Linked DNA regions of Homo sapiens: region 2 is linked to region 1. The links are chromatin loops, found by intact Hi-C in ENCODE. Cell type or tissue: natural killer cell. All regions are shown on one strand. Region 1 overlaps IL1RL2 (interleukin 1 receptor like 2). Region 2 overlaps IL18R1 (interleukin 18 receptor 1).

Region 1 (8,000 bases):
ATGGTGTTATGTAAACTGTCAAGATCTGTGCACATTTTCATTACTATTATTTGGACGAAAGCTAGAAGAATACAAGGTTTTCCTTTCCCTTATTAATCTTAAAATCACCTCTTTCTGCAAGTCTGCTCATCCAACAAACTCTCATATAAAGGAAATAGAAAAGGACACCACCCCTCTCTAGTACCTACTAGGCTGTCTGAGTTTCTAAACAGCCCAAAGCTCGAAATCGCGTTTTCCAATGAGACGCCCACACTTACCTCTTCTTCCACTCAAGCCCTCTGGCCCTGCTGAAGTCCTTATTCATTCACAGGATTCCTGAGTAGGGAATTATTCCTCCTTCCATGCCCTTCTGAAGCTGCACCCCTGCAAGACTGTTTACCATCCACTCTTAGACCCTCACTTTTTTCCCCTCAACTCTCCCACCCTTTAAAATCCAGGAGCTCCAGCCTGGCCAACATAACGAAACCCCGTCTCTGCTAAAAGTACAAAAATTAGCCGGGCCTGGTGGCGGGCGCCTATAATCCCAGCTACTCAGGAGACTGAGGCAGGAGAATCGCTTGAACCTGTGAGGTGGAGGTTGCAGTGAGCCAAGATGGCGCCACTGCACTCCAGCTTGAGAGACATGAGTGAGACTCCATCTAAAAATAAAATAAAAAAATAAAATAAAATAAAATAAAATCCAGGAGCGGTCCCATGTTCATTGTGAGTTTTTTTTTTCAAGAACTCCAGACCATGGGGATTTTTGATTCTTGCTGTCTTTTCTGTTCGTTTGACTCTCGTCGCCTCGTAGAGTCTTGTGTTTAACTTCTGTGCATGTGGATGGTCTGCCCAGTGAGGTCTTGTTCATCTCTTCATTGGCCAATGCAGGGGCTGCTTTTGAGGTTGCTCAATAAATACTGATGACGACGACATGCGCCATTGGGTTTGACTTCTCTCAACGGCACTGCAGATTACTAGAGTCTGCTCAATTGCTTTTTCTCTTGTTTCACAGATGTGAGTCTGTGGGTTTGTAGTGATGGAATTCACTGGTGGGCCTGAATCAAGAGGGAGTCATCCAGTTTTGCCTGGTGCAGTTAGGACAGTGCTTCGTCATACAGGACACGCTGAGGGTAACATGGGTAAATGGCTAGAGTTTCCTGCTTTTTGTTTGTTTATTTTAGAGATCCTTTTTTTGTTTGTTTTAGAGATGTGGTCTTATTCTGTCATCCAGGCTGGAGTGCAGTGGCGTGATCATAGCTCACTGCATCCTTGAACTCTTTTTTTTTTTTTCCGAGACAGAGTTTTGCTCTTGTTGCCCAGGCTGGAGTGCAATGGTGTGATCTCGGCTCACTGAAACCTTCGCCTCCCAGGTTCAAGCGATTCTCCTGCCTCAGCCTCCTGAGTAGCTGGGATTGCAGGTGCCCACCACCATGTCTGGCTAATTTTTTGTATTTTTAGTAGTGACAGGGTTTCACCATGTTGGCCAGGCTGGTCTTGAACTCCTGACCTCAGGTGATCCACCTGCTTTGGCCTCCCAAAGTGCTGGGATTACAGGCATGAGCCACATGCCTGGCCACATCCTTGAACTCCTAAGCTCCCATTTCAGCCTCCTGAGTAGCTGGGATTTCAGGCCTGAGCTATCATGCCTGGCTAACTTTTTGAAAATTATTTTCTTTGGAGAGTCTTGTTATGTTGCCGAGGCTAGTCTTGAATTCCTGGCCTCAAGCTATCCTCCTGCTTCAGCTTGTTTATTACAGCCATGCACCACTGCGCTGGACGAGTCTTCTGCCTTTAATTCTCATTTCTGGCCACATCACAGGGAGTGGTGGACTTAGACTCAAAAGACGTGGGGTAGGGGTAGGGTTAGGGATTGCAGATGTGATGCAGCCTACCCAGCCTCAGCTTCACTCTTGAGCATTGGGGATAAGACCACCTCCCTCAGGGGTCCATTTGTGAGAGGAGATGATGTCCCTTGGCAGCCCCTGGCACCAAGTCAGCCAACTGGGCACTCAGAAGTCATGGAACCCAGGCCAAAGGACACCATGGTAGCCGCTCAGGCTTCCGGTTTATTAACATGAGAGAATTTGGTAGCAACAATTCCACAAGCTTGTCCAATTCCTTTTCAGATGGGAAGCTGTATGACGCCTATGTCTTATACCCCAAGCCCCACAAGGAAAGCCAGAGGCATGCCGTGGATGCCCTGGTGTTGAATATCCTGCCCGAGGTGTTGGAGAGACAATGTGGATATAAGTTGTTTATATTCGGCAGAGATGAATTCCCTGGACAAGGTGGGTTTTAAGTGAGGTGTAAAAATAACAAATAAAAGAAGGAAAGCGACCCCTCTGTTCCTCCACTTTACTAATGGCGGTGACTCTGCCTGCCTTCCCCATGGAACCACAGAGAGTCTATGACCAGCGCCCCCTGCCCGTCAGCCCCCAGCCCCCAGCCAAGGAGGTTAGGCCCAAGCTCTTTGCCTGCTCTAGGCTCCTCCCTGCCCCGCAGTGCCTGAGATTCCTGCTTGCAGCAGCACGCGTCTCACTTTGAGTGAGGATATGGTTAAGCCATTCACAGAAACAGGTGGCCAGTGATGTAGTGGTGGCTAAAGGACTGAAAGGTGGCGAGTGGTCATTTGAGCCTCACATCCCTGAGATGAACTGCTGGGTGTTTTCCATGGGTTTGAACAATGTAAATCAGGTCGTGCTTAAAGCTGATTTTATAAACCTCGACCCTACTTGCCCCCTCCCCTCCCTAAATATAATGGAAGTTTTAGTGTACTTTTCCCACTTGATAGGAAGGTGGCTTTGGACAGTTCAGTTAACTTCTCTCAACCTCAGTTGTCTCATCTGTAAAATGGGGATGGGGTGCTTCCCTGACTCAGATGAGAGAACTGAATGAGAAAACCTGAGAAGGGGTCCCCGGCATGGAGCTCAGCACACTTTAGACACTCACACAACAGTGCTTTCCTGTCCCTTTGTTCTCCTTCTTGGAAGGCTATACAGCAAAATGGCTGAAATCTGAAATAAACATTCTTTTCTAGTCACCAGTAAATGCCAATTCACTCACTTATTCAACAAATATTTACTGAAAACCTCTATGTGATGGACAGTATTCTAGGCACTAGAAATATGAAAATCAGCCAAGCGGAAGGGCCTGTCCTCAGGGAGGTTCCAGTCTATTCTTATTTCCCATGAGAGGCAACTGTAGACTGAATAGCATCTGCAGAGCTGGGTATTTAGAGAAACCTCCCTTTCCCAAGCAATCATCAGGGCATGTTATTTGGTTTCTAAATTACTCACATAAATCCTGGTCATTTAAATAACTATAAAGAACAAAAGGAAAACACAGATTCAAGATTAATGCAACATTTCAGCTAACTACATTTTCCTATCCTTTTAAAATCTATTTTTAAAAACGTGTTCATCTGCTAATATACACCAGACCTTCAGCTAGTCTGGGGATACAGAGTTAGGAACCATCAGATACTTGTTGGCCAGGGAAAGTGACATACAAAGAAACCACATGCAAAACATGATTCATGACTATAGAGGACCAAGGCTCCAGGGAAAGCCACAAAGGCTTCACAGAAGAGGTGACAAATATTAAAAAAAAGAAAAAACCCAAAACTTGAATTAATCCATTCCTGACTAAGTCATGTTTATTTTAAAGTCCATTTTTGGCCAGGCAAGGTGGCTCACACCTGTAACCCCAGCACCTTGAGAGGCCGAGGTGGGCAGATCACTTGAGGTCAGGAGTTCAACACCAGCTTGTGGTAAAACCCCGTTTCTACTAAAAATGCAAAAATTAGCTGGACGTGGTGGTACGTGTCTGTAATCCCAGGTACTTAGGAGGCTGAGGCAGGAGAATCGCTTGAACCTGGGAGGTGGAGGTTGCAGTGAGCTGAGATTGCATCCCTGCACTCCAACCTGGGCAACACAGTGAGACTTCACTTCAAAAAAAAAAAGTCAATTTTCTCCTGGCCTGTTTCAAACATTCTCACTAGCATTAAGACCCGGGCTGTTTTAATTGTGAGTTCTTCTGAGCCTTCTTTCTTTATTTCCAGCCGTGGCCAATGTCATCGATGAAAACGTTAAGCTGTGCAGGAGGCTGATTGTCATTGTGGTCCCCGAATCGCTGGGCTTTGGCCTGTTGAAGAACCTGTCAGAAGAACAAATCGCGGTCTACAGTGCCCTGATCCAGGACGGGATGAAGGTTATTCTCATTGAGCTGGAGAAAATCGAGGACTACACAGTCATGCCAGAGTCAATTCAGTACATCAAACAGAAGCATGGTGCCATCCGGTGGCATGGGGACTTCACGGAGCAGTCACAGTGTATGAAGACCAAGTTTTGGAAGACAGTGAGATACCACATGCCGCCCAGAAGGTGTCGGCCGTTTCCTCCGGTCCAGCTGCTGCAGCACACACCTTGCTACCGCACCGCAGGTGAGCGGGTGGGAGGACACGAGGTTTGTCACGCACTGATGGAGGGTCTATCATTGCGTGGTGGCTCACAGCTGGAGGAGGACACGTTTCATCGGGGCCGTCTGCTCTGAAGCTGGCAGTTGCGTACTAGTGAGAGGATCTGTTGTGTTTGTTGTCATTTGTTTGCTTCGATCAGAGCTGCTTCTTCAGGGAAACACACGGCTTCTGCAGAAGGCCCTCTTTAGCCTATGGGCTTATTGACACATGCCCACTCACTGAGGCCTGGATGGATACAGCACTTGGGCCCCTTGAGAACAGGACATGGAGGGTTTTAGAAATGGCAGTGGACATGCCCGGAAGTTTGCCCATGATGTGGCACCCATAGAGTCTGAGATGGGAGCCTGTGCTGTCGGGGGACCACAGGAGGGCAGTCTAGCACCAGGAGAGGGTTGGCAAGGATAGCAGTATTTGTCCACGCCTGTCCAGTGTCTTCAGGGCCCCATGCTCAGGGGTCATTTGCTGTGTCTGCGTCTCTCTCACTCTGTCAGTGCAGACAAAGAGCTGCAAACACAGCCTTAGCACTTTGCTTCCAGAAGCAAGTTAAAAGTCACCTAGACCAGTGGGGACCCACGGGAGTGGCCATGACTGCCTCTTGGTCACCCTTCCATGTTTGAGAGGCTTTATCTGTCAAACTAAAGCAAGCAGGAATTCCTTTTCTCTCTCTTTTAGACACATGTCAACCAGAATTCTGAGCAGCCTGTGAGAGACGCAATTAGCACACAGATGATAGAATTATAGTCCAAGCAAGGCAAAGTCAGTTTCCAATGAGCCAATGTGCCCTTGTCACAGGCCAATTTATAACTTAATGATTAAAGGTTTTTAATACTAAAAATTAGCTGTAAACCCTCATCACTTTTTTCCAAGACCCTGGCCTGAGGGAATTAGGCATAGCTCAACCTTCTGAAGCTGTGGGTTGTTGACACTGAGACTTAGTAAGCAGTCAGTGGGGGCTGGAAGGGAGTCAGCCCTGAGAGCCAGCCGGCAGGGGCGAGAGAGGGAGCCAGAGGGTGTCAGGAGGCCTGTGGTCTTAGGATGGCATGGGGAGCAGGGTGGGTTAGGAGGTGCTGTGCCCTCGTTCACAGGCGATGGGTGGTACCCAGTGTGGGATGGACTTTCAGGTGCTAAGGAACCCACTCCTGTCTTTGAAGAGTTTATGTTCCAAGGTGACCTCACATTACACATTTGTTTAGCATCCTATGGAGGCCTCGACTTGACATTGGTCCACTCTTTATTTAACATTTGCTTTTTAAAATTTTTATTTCGGTAAACTATATGAACATAAAATTCACCATTTTAACAATTTTTAAGTGGCATTAAGTACATTCACACTGTTGTGCGGCCATCACCACCATCCATTCCAGAATTGTTTCATCCTCTCAAGCTGAAATTCTGTGCCCATTAAGCTATGCCTCCCTATTGCCTTCCCATTGCCTTCCCATTGCCTCCCCATTGCTCTGAGGTAGGACATAAAATACATTTTAAGAATAACAGCATTAAAAAATGGCTACTATAATTCATTACTACTATTACATTTTTGATACTTTTCAATAAAAAGAAAGTAGTGACACATGTTGGAAAGAGGGAAGCTTTTTGACTTATAAAACTCCAGTTAAAGAATTTACCAACAGTGCTGGTCTCCGGGAAGTCAGAGGTTTCCAGAAAATACCTTTTCGTCTGACGGGTCAGCTTTCTATTTTGCTGACAGCCTCGACTGATGTCCTGTGAGTGTGGTCATTCATTTATAAATAATTAATTGCTAGAGAATCCATTTTCTAAAATTCACAGGCACACCCTTCAGAGAGGACACGTCCCCGTACCTCTCCCACTCTCCCCACACTGTGGCTGCCTCTGGCTGCCTCCATCCTGCAGAGGGAAATGGCTGGGAAGGAAGGGGGAAGGGTGCTGAGATGCCCTCAAATCTGAATGGGGTGGGTGTATTCCCCAAATCCTCACCAAACCACGAGCCAGTGACCACTCACCCTTTGCGGTCCAGATCTTACTGCCCCGGGGTTAGTCAAGTGGCCAGAGGTGGTGCCCACTGCCCTCAGGGGGTTTCCTGGCGTGGCCTGGTCTCACATGCACTCCGCAGAAGGAAGGACGAAGCGTCCTCAGCCAGCCCGCAGCCACCCTGCCCACTCCAGCACTGCAGGCAGCCTTCAGAGACCAGCCCAGAGAAGAGAACGGCAGCGAGTGAGGGGACAGAGTGCGGAACAGATCAGTAATGCCCATTTTCCTCTTGGGTGCAATAGGAGAAACAGCCTGTTTTAATTAAACTAGCGAATCCTCCATGAGGAATAACGACTCTCATGTTGGAGAGAGAAATCGAGATGCAAAGAAACTTTTTAAAGTTCTACTAATTCCTAATGAAATAATAGGGATGCAATGCAGCAAGAATACAAATAATTGAAGTAGCCTGGCATCACCGCTGACATGTAGGCAGGTTGGCAGGTAACAGCTCCGCTCATGGTCTCAAGTCCAAATTTGTATAAGAAAGGAGGTTTAAGAGTTCAACGGCTAAGGGACAAAAAGGTAGTTTATGGGAACGCTGAAGGCCACCCTCAATTCTCTCCCGTTTCTCCAGCTGGGCTTGGCGCAAATATGAGGTCAATGGGGTCCTATCCCTAGCCCTTGGGGGTGGGCTCCAGAATTCTACTCCAAGCAAAGTGAAGTCAGTTTCCAAGGAGCCAGTGTGCCTTCATCACAGGCCAATTTATAATTTAATGATTCACAAAGTTTTTTAATACTATGAATTAGCTGTAAACCCTCATCACTCCTTTCCAAGACCCTGGCTTGAGGGAATTAGAGACCCCCCTGGGAATCCCCAGGGACTGACCTGGAGGTAGGGCTGCGAGCGGAGATTGGACCAGAGAGGTGAAATACAGGTGCTGAGTCGCTGGGTTACCTTTACATTCACCTTCCCATAATGACTGAGTCAGCCACAAAACCCACTACCTTTGGTATCTCCCCTCAAATACCCTGAGTCGGCTCATGAGAGAGGCCCTGGGAAAGACCCAGTCACATTAAATAAAGGGACCGGGAAGGTGTGGTCTTTCCCCGGAGGACCAAGCAAGATGAAGATATACATGTGAAAAGTGCTTGGCAAACCGTGGGATGCCATGAGGAGCTGGCCTGCCAAAATATGGAATGTGCTCAGGGAGCCTCAGTCCCCAGGGCCCCCCACACCCATCAGCACCCCATAGTGACGCAGACCACTTCCTGCCACGTCATGGTTGGTTGACCTTTCCTCGGCACTTGGTCCTGTTTTTTATTTATAAACTTCCCTCTAACACATGCTTGTTTGGTATTGATCTGGGGCTGTGTAAAGTGGAAAATTCCTTCCTGGTTTCCTTGAAGAACAGAGGCTGTTCCAGATGAGGTCTGGAGTGAGCTACAGAGGGTGATGCTGGCTTTAGGAGTGGTGGCTGCTGGGTCTGAATGTTAGAGGCCACACATCTCCAGTAGTAATATTATTCTGGGAGATGGGAACTCTGTGTGTGGATGTCCCCTCCCATACACCCAGGAACTTCTGAGAAATGCTGCT
Region 2 (8,000 bases), 130 kb after region 1:
AGCACTTTTCATGAATGTTTCACTCTAGGGAGACATGACAATGTTCTACATGTAGGATTCACTGAACCTAGTTGAGTTTAAATGACAAAATGCTATGATTGTCCAAACTCAAGACAGTTTCAAACACAGACTTTATTCCAAAGGGCATTGGTTGTTGGCACTGCTGGGTTCTTATACTGTGTTTATGGAACAATAGGAGTGCCTATTTTGGCACTTGGAACTCCACAAACCTTGAATTCCACTTATTTATCCCATCAAGGACCATTTCCAACAAGCATTATGGTAATCAACAAAGCCTCTAATGGTAAACCATGATTAGATATCCAAAGCTTCTAGCTGCCTGAGGAGGGGGGTGGTGTGGACTTTCAATTATCAACCTCCCACCTCTGGAGAGTGTGTAATTCACATTAAGTTTCTTCAAATGGTAATACTTCCAGAGAGCACATGTCCATCCAAACACAGTCATATGTGTTTATAGAAGCTTTTTAAGACAAGCGAAAACCTGAAAACCTAGAAATAAGCCAATATCCAACAGACATTTGTTTAATAAACCAAATCCCCAACATGCATCCTTTTATAAAATGGATAAATTGCGAAATGGTAACACGATTAGATACTACATTACAATGAGAAAAGAACACATCACTGCTACAGCATGAATGCATTTATAACAATCATGTCAAAATAACCCAGACATAAAGGAGCACATATTGTATAGCCTATGCATTTTATTATATTAACTCTAAAACAGGAAAATAAATGAACTGTTAATGACTCACCAGGGTTTTGCATGTCAATTGAAGCTGACACCCACATATACACATGTATCACACCTTCTATGTTGAAGTATTAGTATAAAATAGAGATTGTATTGCAACCAGAAAACATGAAGTTGGTGCTCCTTAACTCTTGTGTTTTGTGGTAGATTCGACATCCATGTTTTCAAAGAATGTGTATTAGTCCATTCTCATGCTGCTAATAAAGGCATACTTGAGACTGGGTAATTTATAAAGGAAAGAGACTTTATTGATTCACAGTTCTGTATGGCTGGGGAGGCCTCAGGAAGCTTACAATCATAGTGGAAGGGGAAGAAAACATATCCTTCTTCACATGGTGGCATCAAGGAGAAGGCTGAGCAAAAAGGGGAAAAGCCCCTTATAAAAACATCAGATCTTATGAGAACTCACTCACTATCAGGAGCACAGCATGAGGGTAATCACCCCCATGATTAAATTACCTTCCACCAGGTCCCTCCTATGACACATGGGGCTTATGGGAACTACAATTCAAGATGATTTGGGTTGGGGTATAGCCAAATCATATCATTCCACCCCTGGCCTCTCCCAAATCTCATGCTCTCACATTTCAAAACACAATCATGCCCTTCTAACAGTCCCCCAAAGTCTTCACTCATTCCAGCATTAACTCTAAAATCCAAGTCCAAAGTCTCATCTGAGACAAGGAAGGTCCCTTCCTATGAGTCAGTAAATTCAAGAGCAATTTAGTTACTTCCTAGATACAATGGGAGTACAGGCATTGAGTAAATACACCCCTTCCAAATGGGAGAAATTGACTAAAACAAAGGGGCTACTGGCCCCATGCAAGTTCTAAATTTAATAGGGCAGTCATTAAACCTTAAAGTTCCAAAATAGTCTCCTTCAACTCCATGTCTCATATCCAGGTCACGCTGCTGCAAGAGGTAGGATCCCATGGCCTTGGGCAGCTATGCTCCTGTGGCTTTGCAGGGTACATCTTTCTTCCTGGTTTCTTTCATGGGCTGGTGTTGAGTTTCTGGGCTTTTTCAAGTGCATGGTGCAAGCTGTCAGTGAATCTATCATCCTGGGGCCTGGAGGATGGTGGCTTTCTTCTCTTAACTCCACTAGCTGTACTCCAGTGGGGACTCTGTATGGGAGCCCCAACACCACATTTCCCTTCCACACTACCCTAGCAAAGATTCTACATGAGGGTTCCACCCCTGCAGCAAACTTTTGCCTGGACATCCAGCATTTCCATACATCCTCTGAAACCTAGGCGTAGGTTCCCAAACCTCAATTCTTGACTTTTGTGCACCTGCAGCCTCAACACCATGTGGAAGCTGCCAAGGTTTGGGGCTTGCACCCTCTGAAGCCACAGCCTGACCTGGTATCTTGGCCTGTTTTAGCAATGGCTGGAGGGGTAGGATGCAGGGCACCAAATCCCTAGGCTGCACACAGAAAGGGACCCTGGGCCCATCCCAGGAAATCATTTTTTCCTCTTAGGCCTCTGGGCCTGTGATGGGAGGGTCTCTCATGAAGATCTCTGACATACCCTAGAGGCATTTTTCCCCTTGTCTTGGCAATTAACATTTGAGTCCTCATTTCTTATGCAAATTTCTGCAACCAGCTTTAATTCCATGCCCCCCATTCCCACGAACATGGATTTTTCTCTCCTACCACATTCTCAAGCTGTGAATTTTCCAAACTCTTATGCTCTGTCACCTCTTGAATGATTTGCTCTTTAGAAATTTCTTCTTCCAGATAATCGTCTCTCAAGTTCAAAGTTCCATAGATCTCTAGGACAAGGGCAAAATGCAACTAATCTCTTTGCTAAACATAACAAGATTCACTTTTGCTCCAGCTCCCCAAAAGTTCCTCATCTCCATCTGAGACCACCTCAGCCTGGACTTTATTGTCCATAACATTATCAGCATTTTGGTTAAAGCCATTTAACAAGTCTTTAGGAAGTTCCAAACTTTTCCATATTTTCTTATCTTCTTCAAACTGTTCCAACTGTTCCAAACTGCCCTCCAAACTGTTCCAACCTCTGCCTGTATGCAGTTCCAAAGTCACTTCCACATTTTGTGTATCTTTACAGTAGCACCCCACTTCTGGTACCAATTTACTTTATTAGTCCATTCTCACACTGCTAATAAAGGCATACCTGAGACCAGGTAATATATAAAGGAGAAAGATTTAATGGACTCAGTTCTGCAGGGCTGGGGAGGCCTCAGGAAACTTACAAAAGGGGGAAAAGCCCCTTACAAAACCATCAGATCTCATGAGAACTCACTCACTATCATGAGAACAGCATGAGGGTGACTGCCCCCATGATTAAATTCAAGATGAGGTTTGGATGGGGACACAGCCAAACCATATCAGAATACTTCTATCACATCACTTCCTCTTTATGTTGTGGTTAACAATTTTGAGTTAAAACCAGACTGCTGCTTTGAGAAACAAACCCTGACTATAGAGAAGGCATTCTGTCCATGTCCTAAGGGAAATGTTTCGTTCAGTTTAAATACTCTCATTCTCAAAATGTGGTAAAAGTGCACCCGAGAGTCACTGGAGGGTAGATTATGAGAAAGACCCATTAATGCTGAACTTGAAGTACCACAAGTGCCGAAAGAGGGGAACGAGCACCTATCCTGGGTAGATGATGGTCAGATATATTTCCAAAGCCAGAGAATCTGGGTCAATTGAGAAAGAGGGAAAGTGACAGATATGCAAATTTGGATTGATATTATATTAATGAATTCTTGATTATCCACATGGTGACCTACAGTAATAATAAATGTACACACACTGTAAGTTACATAGGCACACTTTTAACCATCCCCACACTTACCAGGGAATGTTAGATAGGCAGGGTGAATGCAAGGTGAGTGAGATTTCTGATGGTGCAGAGGAAGAACGCCAAGGTTGCTAGATTTCTTGTTTTCTTTTCTACTGAGACTCCTCAGCAGGGTATATTTTGAGGTAGGTATGGCAGCACCGTGACTTCTGTGGCTTTCCCTATGAAGAAGTTGTAATGTGTAATATTTTCTTCTAAGAGGTGACACAATTATCAGTCTTCTAGCTATGGTTGGTTAAGTTCTGATACCTTCCTGTTGGGGAGAAACTGTCAGAAGTTGTGTTTTCATCTATGTTCTGAAAGTGCCTTATCCTTTCTAGTGTTGGAAAGATTGACGCAAAAATAAAGAACCCACAGGAAATTGACACCGAGATTTCTCAGGACTTTCTTGCTAACCTTGCTTCTTCACCTAATGCATTAGGAGACCAAAAAAAGTTACCTTGTCATTTTGGTTTTTGTTTTTATTTATTTTACTTTACTAATCTTTTGAAGAATCTTGTACTTCACGTCCCCACATTACTGTGGTTGAAGGGGAACCTTTCTATCTGAAACATTGCTCGTGTTCACTTGCACATGAGATTGAAACAACCACCAAAAGCTGGTACAAAAGCAGTGGATCACAGGAACATGTGGAGCTGAACCCAAGGAGTTCCTCGAGAATTGCTTTGCATGATTGTGTTTTGGAGTTTTGGCCAGTTGAGTTGAATGACACAGGATCTTACTTTTTCCAAATGAAGTGAGTAACCCTTTCTTTTCAAAATGTATTTCACAGCCCTCTTGTCCTTTGTTCAGCAACTCAAATATGCAGTAATCTGAAAGGTCAGATAATCACCACATCCTTTTCTTTCCTACTCTTCCTATGACATGAAATACATTCTTTGTTATGGAACAGAATAAGTTTATCTCTCTCTGCTTATTTTCTTAGTGACCTTAATGAAAGGAGATTACTTTGATAGGATTTCCTTTTAGGGGATCCTTACCAATGACAAGTGACGATTGCATGAAAGTCAGTTTTAAAATTCAGCTGCTCCTGTTGTCTACATGCCCCCAGTCAAATGAAATCAGCAGCTCGGACTTCACGATAATATTAATGTGTTGCGAATGGGGCAGTGTCAGCTTCCTGGGTGGCATCCCTGGTGGGGAGCAGGGATGGGGTTGATGCAGAAACACCCTAGTCCAGTCTGCAGGGGCTCACTGGGAGCCAGGTGGCAGTGCTAGTGGAGGAAGTGTGTGTCTGGCAGCCAATCGCAACCCACAGCTGGCGGCAGTGAGAGAGGGCAACACGGAAGGGCTTTGCATTTTACTCATGAGGTGGCCCTAGATTGTGCCAGAATACTCGAAATTGGGTTGCATAACTTCCATGAAATGAGCACAGCCAACTGAAAGCATCACCCACACTTACCGAACATGTTTCTTTTTAGATGTACCTACCTACATATGTAGGTAGTTTTATAGAGACTTGAGACTGACCTGTAAGAAATAGCTCAGGGCCAGCTGAAGGTGATGGTGTGTAGATTTCATATGTAGCAGATTTCTTTTAGAAGCACTTCTAGAGTGAGTCCTGATCATTATCAACCATGCTGTTGAGAGCAGAGTGAGCTACCACTGTGAAACCTTGGTAGCACTTCTGTAGTTTTGCACCAAATCAGGTCATTTTTGTTTGTTTTTATACATAGGAACTCCCAGGCATCAGAAAAAAATTAAATAACTCTTTTGATAAAAATCAGTACATCTTTAGATGACCTTTTAAGAGTGATAATTACAGAAATGGGTCACAACTGGGATTTTTCATAACAAGCTAAGGAAGAATGAATACTCACAAATGGGGTAAAGGAAAAAGAACAACAAACACCGCCCCCCCCACCACAAACTTCCAACTCCTGATTGAATGAAGGCACAATTTAAAGGAATAAAGTATTCTGGACAGGCCTGAGAGAGCACGTTGAGAGGAACAGCCAGGCATCTATGATCATCACTTGGAGATAACAGAAGCAAATGGCATTGGCCATCTTTCTGATACGGGTAGTAGAGAATACAGCCTGGCTTAGGAAGCAACAATGGAAGCAAGAGATTGAGGCAGGATGTCAGAGAGAGGTGTGGAGAGACAGGGTAGCAGATAGGAGATGCTAAGAAAAATGAGGTGTCCCAGAGTGGATATTGGAGACTGATCACTATGAGAGTAAAGTGTTGAGGAGAGAAGCAGCTTTGACAATGGCCTTGAAAATAAATGGGATTCTACATGGAAGCAGGTTGTTTTAGACACCCAGGAGCATAGAAGATACAGACATATTCAAATATAGCATAATTAGTAAGCAGTATTTACTGCAGATGTGTGTGTATACACATATGTGTTCTAACTTAGGTGTGTAACCCTTTGCAGTTTGATGTGGGATCTATCAGTGAACAGACTTTACACCTGAAAATTTCCCGTTAGAACAGTAATTCTTTAATTTTTAGGAGTACATTGCTAATAATCAAATGCCACTGAGGACTGATAATTTAATCCTGCAGTGAAAATCACTTTATCCCACCAAATTTTAAGAACGAAATCAACTAAGAAGGAAGGGGATACAAAAGGGATAGTTTTCAATGATAGAGATGAAGAAATGAAGGTAGAGGGAAATGTACACACAGAAATCTAATAAACCAATCCTAGGCTGACAGGCAGCAAGTTCAGCTTGGTGAGCAGCCTCAGAAGTGGGGGCTGGTGTTTATCCCCTGGTGTCTGTGGACAAAAATGAGTGGTTTTCATAACCAGGATGGGCTGGGCCTGCAGCAGGAAAGTGTGGTCACAGCTTTGGGTCAGTTGGCCTCAGTGTTAACCCTAGCCTTGGAGCTCCTGGATGGCAGGTGCAGTGTGTTGTTGATTGTTTCAGTGTTCCCAGAGCAGTGTCCTGCACATGGAGTGTCATCAGTCCTCTAGCATTTGTTGAGTGTTAGGAATTGAGGATTACAGAGGTAGAGAACAATGTAGTCTGAAAAAATGGGGATATTCATGTACCCTATTCCTTTTAAGCAACAAGTCATAGAGATCCAGAAATCTCTATCTCTCCAATTCATTGAGGTCAAAGTTGGGGAGACATTACGAAAACACACTTGAGAAGAAGGTGCTGCCAATGGGATCCTGAATCCATTTCAAGAGCCAGGTAGCTCTATCATGTCCCATGGCCATGGACCCACTGCCTATAACTGTGACAACAGCCTGCCACATTCTCCAGTCACGGCCAATCTTTTATAAATTCATGCCCAAGGTGAAGGGGCCAGATTCATTGGATTGTGAAAGTGTAGAATTGTGCAGAGCACTTCTGGCCTCTGGGGCCAAATAGATGTGCATTTGTATCCTGGCCCCATCTTGTAGCAAGTGTGTGGCCTGAGTGAGTTGTTTAACCTGTCTGAGATTTAGCATTCTCATCTGAGCCTAAGGAAAATAGTCATCTCCCTTGCATGTACATAGTCTAATACCTGGAACTCAGTAAGTGTTAGTCTTTTCTTCCTTCTATCCTATTGTAGACCTAAAGGGGAACTGGAAGAGCCTAAGGTGGGCACAAATGTGTCAGGCATAGAGGATAACTTAAAAACACGCATCTGCTGTATTTAGCAAATAAATCTATACATCACAGGTGCAGTGGAAGCAAACATGAAATTTGAAACATTTTCTCTTTAAAATCTTCATTTAAAAAATACTGTATTGTTTTCCAATTCCAGATCACCTTTTTTTGTTGTTGTTGTTGTTGTTTTTTTGAGATGGAATTTCGCTCTTGTTACCCAGGCTGGAGTGCAATGGCGCGATCTCCACTCACTGCAACCTCCGCCTCCTGCCTCAGCTTCCCGAGTAGCTGGGATTACCGTACCCAGCTAATTTTTGTAGTTTTAGTAGAGACGGAGTTTCACCACATTGGCCAGGCTGGTCTCAAACTCCTGACCTCAGGTGATCCACCTGCCTTGGCCTCCCAAAGTGCTGGGATTACAGGTGTGAGCCACTGCACCTGGCCTAGTGATAGTCCTGATCACTAATTTCTGATCAGGAGTAACAACAACTATAAAATCTATTCACACTCACTTTTGGTCAGTAAGGCATTTAAAGAGCTAATTCAATTACACTGAGGGCAGCAACTCCAGACTTTGGTTTATTCAACAGTAAAAGAAGGGGATTGGAAGAAGTTGCCTTGAGAAACAAAACCTAATATATATATACACACATTTAGAAAACAACATCAGGAGTTTATAGACCTTTTGAAACCAAAGCCACCCTCCCATCCTGGGCCAAGACTCTCTGAACTTATCCATCAGTGAAGATCACTGACATTGTAAAGATTTGCTTTTCTGACATCCATAATATATTGTCTGCAGTAGGATATGTGCGTGTGTGCGTGTGCATGTGTGTGTCT

What was found. A loop is a pair of places that touch in the nucleus more often than their neighbours do. Peaks named below come from ENCODE experiments on the same cell type or tissue, not always from the same donor. Only the 100,000 strongest peaks of a DNase experiment are listed, where the experiment ranks them.
Region 2: it touches region 1 in a loop (8-fold over the local background); 16 of 110 quality-filtered maps call a loop at or near these places.

Annotation. Positions count from the first base shown.
Region 1 is chr2:102,230,858-102,238,857 of GRCh38, forward strand. IL1RL2 (interleukin 1 receptor like 2) reads left to right here. Exons shown (of 12, transcript NM_003854.4): 10 at 2,106-2,267; 11 at 4,040-4,420. Among named protein-coding and RNA genes, the nearest start is that of IL1RL2, 48 kb to the left of the region's middle. RefSeq lists enhancers at 3,985-4,485, 4,486-4,986, 6,858-8,000. In natural killer cell, no CTCF peak of the experiment used is centred here; DNase peaks (open chromatin) are centred at 3,503 and 4,814; H3K27me3 peaks cover 1,130 bases.
Region 2 is chr2:102,363,721-102,371,720 of GRCh38, forward strand. It overlaps IL18R1 (interleukin 18 receptor 1), which reads left to right. Exons shown (of 11, transcript NM_003855.5): 3 at 4,105-4,348. Among named protein-coding and RNA genes, the nearest start is that of IL18R1, 12 kb to the left of the region's middle. RefSeq lists an enhancer at 4,025-4,074. In natural killer cell, no CTCF peak of the experiment used is centred here; DNase peaks (open chromatin) are centred at 3,231, 3,871, 4,911 and 5,181; H3K4me3 peaks cover 917 bases; H3K27ac peaks cover 4,258 bases.